Regions from separate parts of the Mus musculus genome. Here region 2 is linked to region 1. The links are chromatin loops, found by intact Hi-C in ENCODE. Cell type or tissue: heart. All regions are shown on one strand. Each heading gives the region's core, and the rest is flanking DNA. Links, peaks and the distances in the headings are about the cores only. Region 1 holds the start of Asic5 (acid-sensing (proton-gated) ion channel family member 5). Region 2 overlaps Rbm46 (RNA binding motif protein 46).

The links. Peaks named below come from ENCODE experiments on the same cell type or tissue, not always from the same donor. Only the 100,000 strongest peaks of a DNase experiment are listed, where the experiment ranks them.
Region 2: a loop joins it to region 1, with 7 times the contacts of the local background. A loop is called at or near these places in 7 of 42 quality-filtered maps.

The regions. Positions count from the first base shown.
Region 1 is chr3:81,993,935-81,998,347 of GRCm38, forward strand. It overlaps Asic5 (acid-sensing (proton-gated) ion channel family member 5), which reads left to right and starts at 2,988. Exons shown (of 10, transcript NM_021370.2): 1 at 2,988-3,056. The coding sequence starts at 3,017. In heart, for the core only: a CTCF peak has its summit at 2,292 (motif pointing right); no DNase peak of the experiment used is centred there.
Region 2 is chr3:82,855,159-82,859,571 of GRCm38, forward strand. The region is part of intron 4 of Rbm46 (RNA binding motif protein 46); the gene reads right to left. Among named protein-coding and RNA genes, the nearest start is that of Rbm46, 19 kb to the right of the region's middle. In heart, for the core only: a CTCF peak has its summit at 2,505 (motif pointing left); no DNase peak of the experiment used is centred there.

The DNA.
Region 1 (4,413 bases), core at 314-4,313:
CTCTACTTTACATTTTCACTTCGGATATGTGAATTGGTTTTAATTAGATATGATACGACATATTGACTAATTTCTTCTTATTTGTGCCCTATAAAAGTAAAACAGAATATGCACATGATGTTTCTGGCAGCTAAGTGTGTATGAACAAGATCTGAGAAAGATCAAGCCAGGCCCATCCCCAATATAGATGTGGGAGGGGCTCATGAAGTCCACATCCTCCCCAGCTAAGAAACGTTTAGCGACTGGTGGCTCCGGGATAGAGGGAGTCAGCTCTATTCAGTGATGGTGGGCTCTGGTGGGCTATCCACGCTCTGATGGACATCCCTACACCCATGCATAAACTGACAGCACTAAGTGGACTTGGGTTTAGAAAAGTATACATAAACGTGAGTGGGAAAATTGGTGAGGAGAAGATAGGAAAAATTGGAACTGAGGAACTGGGGTACCAAAAATTAGTATATGCATCTATAAAATTAAAATCAATAAAAGAAAAATAATCCATCAGACTGACATTTCAAGAATAGCAACTAACGTCGAAATAAAACAAGCCACAAAAAACCCTCTGTGACCAACATGAAATTTAAGCTTTTAAAAGAAATTTATTCATTTTAATTTAAAGTGGTTTTTATATAAAGAATGCTGTAACAAAAACATTACCTGTACTCGCCAGCTATAAGAACTTGATTCTACAAAGAGTACACATGGAGGGACTCATGACTCCAGCTGCATATGTAACAGAAGTTGGCCTTGTCTGGCATCAAAATAAGGGGAGGCCCTTGGTCCTGTGAAGGCTCGATACCCCAGTGTAGGGGGATGCCAGGGTGGGGAGGCAGAAATGAATGGGTGGGTGGGGAAGCACCCTTATAGAAGCAGGGGAATGGGATAGGGGATTTGAGGATAAACAATCAAGGGGATAAACATTTGAAATATAAATAAATAAATAAAATATCCAATTAAAAAACACTTAGTTCTAATAGTTTTAATTTAATGGCATTTCAGACCCAAATTGATAGATACACTGTTAAATTGTTATTCTCTTACACACATGGTAAGCTGATAACTTATTTTCCAAAGTTATTAAGAACAAACCAAACATCTATCTTAAGTATATGTAAATATATATATATATATATATATATATATATATATATATATATATATGTGTGTGTGTGTGTGTGTGTGTGTGTTCTGAATATAACAGAAAAGATGAAGGCAGGGAAAAAGAAAGAAGAGGAAGACAAGGAGAAGGAGTAAGCAGGAGGAGGAGGGGGGGGAGGAGCAAAGAAGAAGGGCAAGAAGGGACAGGCATTCTCTCAAAGAGAAAATAAAACATAAAATTTTACTTCAAATCAAAATTGCCAAGTAGGAGCCAAATGACAGAGTACCTGACTTGGCAGTGAAACATTTGCTTAGTTTTAGCAGAAACCTGGCTTCCTTTGCCACACTCACAACAGGAAAGAGTAGTGAAAACATATGAATATGTCAAAAGTAGAATTAAAAAAATTATCCTTCAATAACTAAATAGCTAACACAAACTGTATCTCTGTTACTGGGGCTGGGCCAGAGTAAATACAGTCCTCTAGACAGTGCTCATTGATTCTAAGGATCGCTCATGCCCAGAATCTAAGTGAAAGGGCAGTTGGGTTTGCTGTCTACTTTTCTGTCCAGCATGCTTTATTTAATCTTTTATTATTTGTCTGCATTAATAAGTCATCCTTTGCTGTTGGTGCTACAAGTGCATAAAGGGAGATAATGATGACTCAGAATTCTCTCAGTTCTCCCGGGATTGGCTTTATTAGGCGATTCTGTAGCTTTCTTTACGTTTACTGGGAAATGGGGTGGGGCAGGGAAGAGGGGCTTACAAGTCTATCTTCTGTCACATAGGCTTATTCCACATAGCATCACCATCAGAGAAAGAAAGTGTGAGCATCTATGTTTAATTTTAATTGAGTATCTTAGAAAGTGAAAAGGCCAGGTTTACAAAAGAACAAGTTATATCTGTGAGAAGAATCCTTGGTCTTGATTTCAAATAATAAAGTGAGGAAAAATGGAGAGGGAATTGTAACTACATAAACAAGTTGAAATTCAAATTTAATTCAGTCACTAGGAGGGAGGAGCAGAAGCAAGAGTGACTTCTTGACAAAACCAAACCATGTAAGCCCAGCTTCAAGTTATGGTATTGGAGTTTCCCAATAGATGTCCAATGTTGAAGGGAAAAAATGCTTGTGAAATATTACCATGACAAAGGCATCAGGCTCTAGCGGAGAAACATGTAATTACTGTGTGTGGTCAACAGATGGCAGCATTTATACATATGGATGCATATCAGGGTTTATTAATAATATTAATGGTAAGTTCTCAAAGGTGTTACTATAAAAAAGGTGGCCTTTGTGATTTGGCAAATTTATATTATTTTATTAGTGCTTCTTTTTTAGTTAGTATCTTTTTTCTTTTGTAACATTATTCTTCTATTTCCACTGGTCACTTTGTTACAGTTGTATCTCTTTTATGAAAGAAACTTCAAAACAACGATACTTCACGTCCACAAACACACACACACACACACACACACACACACACACAAACACACACACACATACACACAATCACAATCAAAATTTGATTTCTATGAAGCTGAACAAAACGTGAAGAGACTGTCACCTGGGTATCCACTGGTATGATCAGAGGCCACTGTGAGGTCACAGCTTTTCTTCTTTCTTTGTTTCTTTGTTTCTTTCCTCCTTTCTTTTTCAGAAAGTGGGTTTCAATTGTGCTATCTGGGTTTTAATCTATCATGGCCTCTTGCCAGTCTGTAAATGCCCATAGCTGGTTCTGTCCGTGTTTTTTGATTTACAGATTAAGTGCTTCATGAGGCTTAACATAGCAACACAAATATTTAAATTGCCCCTACAGTTTACAACCTTAAGTGCTGTATTTTATATAAAAGGCACAAAATGAATATTGTTATTGAAAAAATTGGATGCACCAGAGGACTTCGGATCACTGAGATCAAAACATGGAACATACTGAGAAATCACAAGTGCACGCGGAGAAAGGTAGGAGATCCTTAAACAGCAACATCCGCCATTCCTAAATACCGGAAATAAGCAGAGAGCAGGGGGTAGGCTTCATCCTTGGAAAACTCTATTCTCATTATTATGTTCACAGTAACAAATATGAGTTTTAAAATGAATAATACAGTTTTAGTAGCAAAAGAATAACTTATGAGGACTCAAAATACTACAAAAATATTACTATATGTTAAAATCGACTTTTGTTGTTTCTTTGTTTCTACACAGTATGCTTGCTTTCCTAACGTTTCTATAATGACCAACCTTTTTAATGAAACTTTTTGTTTATCCACCTGATGAAATGTACTTCTATGAGGGAAGTTCAAAGCCTCAGTTGTGTGGATTGGTGGTCTGCACTGCCCATTTTGGGCTTCCTGACAGGCATATATCACTCTGTAGGTTCTCAATTTGAAATACTCAAAAGGAAAAAAAAAAACCACTATGTTTCTAACAAATAGTAGGAAATGCTTCAGTAAGGTTAACACAACTGGCAATGTTTCTATCTTAATTTAAAGAGTTGACATCTGAAATGTATTATTTGGGTAGTGTTTGCAGCCAGCTGCACTGTGTCTGGCCAGGGACTTATTCCTAGATTACTCTTCTCACTAATAGCCCATGTCCCCTCAGTAGGAAAGGTGAGAGTTGCTAGGGACTGGGCTGTTTCTTTAATCAGGGTAAAGCCTTCACAAATGCGTCCAAGCAATGGTTAAGGAATAAGAATAGGTCACAGTTAAGCTTATTTTGTTAAGTAATATTGTTTTTTTTTTCAGCCTTCTGATTTTATCTGAAGCTTTGACAGTTTTTTTTAAATATGTGCTGATTAACCTGATACTAAAAGAAACATTAAGTAATGCTATTATAGACGATAGCACAATTCCAGAACGTCAGAATGATATAAACATGATAATATAGTTTGTAATATCTTTAAGAGTGTAACAGTATTTGTGGATGCTCATGTACATTGCACGAAATGGGAAACTTTAGAAAATGCATTTTATATCATTAGCTTTTCCAAACTGAAAAAAAAATATTGATTGGAAACTAGTAAGCTATTAAACTAAACTTAATGATGAGAAAATATTGGAGCTTTTTTGGAAGAATGTTAATACTGCATTATTGACAAAATGATATTTATTGAATTAAAACAAGGATTTAAAATTCAAATAACTTCATTGTGAGAATTTATTGGCTTTCAGAGATCTCATCTCTTTCTTTTGTTTCTGAGATCTGTGTTATTTTTATTAGTATCATTTGTGTGTGTGTGTGTGTGTGTGTGTGTGTGTGTGTGTGTGTGTGTGTAGGATGTGAGCTGGCTGCCTAGGTGCCACTGCACAGGTACGGA
Region 2 (4,413 bases), core at 287-4,286, 860 kb after region 1:
ATACTTGTAAAGCCCCTATCAACTAGGAGTGCTTTACAGAGCATATAATCATATTTGTGCTTAAGACTCTTCTCTTTCCCCACTAAATTTTAAGGAAAAACATACTGTCCCCATGTTCTGCAATCATCACTATGTTCATACATGTTACACCTAAATTTCATACAATGGAATCCATCAAATATTTTCTCCCTAAGTAAGATCCCATTAAGTTTACACACATTCCTCTGCTCCAATCTCTAACTTTGTAAAATACTGCATTTGTTTAGTGTCATACAGACTTCTAATCCTGTCTACTTAAGGTGCATAATGACTCTCCTGAATCTTATGAATTAATTCTGTGTTCCCAATTTTTAATAAATCTAGTAAGTACAGAATTGGTCTCTCTTCAGCCCCTCCCCCAAAAAACAATTGAGAGCAGAAGGCAGGAAAGCTACCCACATATATGACACACATGCTCCAGTTGTATAACATTCATGGTTTTTATAGTTTGTACCAGTGAACAAGCAGACATGAATATGTACTGCTAAAATAAATATGAAAAAATAAGCTAAGAGGCTCACGTACTTACAATAATCTACAAGCAAAACTGAATTATCAAAAAGTTATTAGAAGAAATACATATAACACACTTAAAATATGATAAAGGACAATCAAAACTATAAGACAAGAAAAATAAAAATAACCATGGACAGCTCCTATAGTTTAAAAAAAAAAAAGGTAAAATTCTCTATCCTGGGTTTTTTTTTTTTTAACTAATTCATGTTTATTTGTCAACTACTGAGGTTCATATACAAATAACATGTATTTCTTAGAATGTTCTTTACTTTCATTTGTTATTAAATGTTGCCCTACAGGGTGTGTGTGCCATGTGCCATGTGCCATGTGCCTAGATGGGACAGAGGGGAGCTGATCTCCTTCCTGAGACTGAAGGAGATGGCTGAGCCTCCATGGAGGAAATGAGCCCAGGTCCTCTGCAAAACTAACAGCTCTCCACTGAGAGAGCACCCAAGTCCCACGTTACATTATTTTAAACACACAGCAAAAAGGCTGGTTCCACGAACAATTACCAAATTATCAGGCAATATAATTACAACCAGTTAATGTTTTGCAATGATTGTGGGCCTACACACTTTTTCTGGGCAGAAGGGAACTGTGCAGCAGACAAGGTTACTAAGAATGAAGGCTAAAACTAAGCTATCCACTTAGTCCCAATCTAATGAGCTTTTTTAATTTTTTTGATTTTAATTTTTACAGTTATGCATATATTAGGTCTGTACATGTGGATGCAGTGACCTTGAAAGTCAAAAGAGGGTGATGATGGATCCCTTGACGTTGCTGTGAGCCCCCGACAAGGGTTCTGAGGCTAGAACCCTGGGAGCCCTCGGAAGAGCAGCAAGTACTCTTTACTTCGTGCCATCTTTCCTACCCCCATCCTATACACCATTTTGTCTAAATTACAGAGAGACTTGTATGCAAATCATTATATTATCAGTGTGTTAACAACACAAGGAGTACTGGGTCAAATAATACATAATATGTTATTTTATTATAATTATATAACTATATCCAATATTTAATATTAATATAGGTAATATAATATTTATATTATACTTAATATCAATATATTTAATATTATAGAATTATAATATATAACATATATTATGTTATCTGGCAAATTATTTCCATAAAATATGAACCACTGCCTATATAAAAATCCAATGCAGGTGTTATAGTTCAAGTATAACTTTCTAGGAGACAAATAAAGGCCCACATGTAATTAATGCAAGTCTACCCAATAATAACACTTAAAAGAACACGTCCTTGTAAGTCTATAGACAATCCCGTTACTCTTGAGGTAATGTGCTACCAGAGCTTGGATAGAAAACACCTCTACAAAAAAAAATGAGTTCTAGGGTTGGTGATACATTAAGACACTAGCTATTAGGAGTCTCTCTGATTTTAAACAAATGTATATAATCAAAGGTATATAGAATAATTTTAGAATATTAGAAGCACAAAATGGATTTATATAGTAAGAAATGTTCATATTCCCAGCATTTGGGGGATAAATACAGAAGGACCAGATATTTAAGACCAATCTTAACTAAATAGCAGTTTAAGGCAAACTGGCACTTCATAAACCCTTTCTCAACAAGAAAAAAAAAGAATCACAAAATAAATTCTTGTCAGTAAAAGCCCTTACTGTGACATCTGTCTCTAGTCACTAGTCCACTGACATTATATTGCCTCAGCATAAACTGTTGTTGCATATTAAATAATAACTAAGCAGAAATGACAGGCTGAAGAAAGCTATTTCTCATGTCTCATACTAGTATGTGAGGCACAAAATCAAAAAGAAAACAAAGAAGCTTAAAATAAAAATAACAGTAAACACACACACACACACACACACACACACACACACAAAAAAACAACTCATTTTAAATCATGTATTTTGGCGACACCATGTGGCAGAACTATTAATTGCTGTTGACATCCACCATGCGTTGTAATCTACTTGAATATTTAATATGATGGAAAATTTTAAACTATTATATAAGTTAAATGGCAAAATTAGAAAATCAATGATCAATACAAAGATAGCTATTGTTGAAAATAAGTATATTATAGCAAGAATTTTAGGAATATGTTAGACAGATGTTGGAGGCACAGGCCTTGTGAACACCAATAATAAGCACTAGGGGAAAACAGGAATGTCGCCTGCTATTTGCCCAGAAGGCAGCGAGTGGGCATGGTTTACACAGCTGGGTGACATTTGTACTGTCTGTGTGGTCAGCAACCTCACCCAGAAGAACCTATCTTTTTGGAAGGTGTTGCATGTAAAAGATGTCACACACATTTCACAAAGAGTTTCAATTATGTGCATATTAGACATATTATTGCAGTGACCTTGAAAGTCAGAATAAAGTCTTAAACTTTACTGTGCATATAGGATTGAATTCATTATCAGCAGGGAATTTTTCACCTAAAATTAAATACTCTGGGTCAGACTCCAGAAGTTTTAGCCAATCCAGGCTACTCAGTCATTCTGAACAATTCTAAACGGTCATTCTGATGGCCATGGTGGCTGCAGACACACACAGACAAACACACAGACACGCACACACTGTACAAAGATACTAAGAAATTATACTATAAAATATTAAGCTAATTTAATTTATAAGCAAAATAACAGAAAAACACTTTAAGCAGTTAATAAATATAACTATACAACGAATATAGCCTTGATATACTTTAACACTAGCTTTCTAATATTGTTACAAAATGTTTCTGAACTTCTACATCATTGTTTTATAATCTTGGTCTAACTATAATTTACAGGAAGCTGGGCAGTGGTGGTACACACTTTTCATCTAAGCACTTGGGATGCAGAGGTAGGTAGATCTTTGTGAGTTCAACACTAGTCTGGTCTACAGACAGCCAGGGCTACAGAGAAGGCCTTTCTCAGATAGATATGATGCATGCATGGACTTAGGGATGGATGGTCAAACAGACAGACGGACAGGTGGGTGGACAGGTAGGTAGCCAGGCAGGTTGGTGGAAACTTCCGAGAAGTAAGTGACCGAAAGGCTGCCCCTTCACACATGAGTTGGATGACTCACTCACTTTCACACTGTTGTACGTCTATGAAAAAATATATGAATCACAGCATACAGGAGGCAGAGGCAGGAGATTTCTGTAACTCTGAAGCAAGCCTGGACAACACAGTATGTTCCAGGTCGGCCAGAGTTACACAGTCACACATAAGCTTTGACTTGGGTTAGCTCTTAGGGAAACAGAGCTCCTGGTTTCAAATGTTCAGAACGCAAACATGTGTGTTGACAGATACACGTATACTGAGGTGCTAGCTTGCTGCACAGATACTTGAACATGCCCTTTAATAACCAACTATAAATTTGTGAGATAAAAAGAATCCTTAGGAGCCCATGTATGGTAGGACGCTCCTTTAATCCCAGGACTCAGGAGAGAGAGGCAGAAGTATCTCTTGTGAGTTTAAGACCAGCTTGGTCTATATATCAAGTTTTAGGCTAACAAGAGCTACAGAATCTCAAAAAATCCCAAGAGCCCACCAAATAACCCTGACATTTTGAAGTCCAAATGCCAAACCATTCCTCCAACATCTCTATTCAGTGCTGATACTGAATGAAACTGCAGGAGTCTTGTGCTTTGGTTCTAGTCCTCCAGTAAGCTGCTTCTTCATATTAACTGCAGAGTATTTGTGGCCCACTAATTAAAATAGGTGCTAGCAAGGTAAAAATGATACTGATTAAGGTCCCTCAAAAAACTAGACCCTCTTTAAGGGCCAAAGACACATAGTTGAGTTAATGGAATTTTGGTCTTATCATTTGGTCATGTGACAGTGAATTGTGGATTGTGTAAAATGTTAGAACT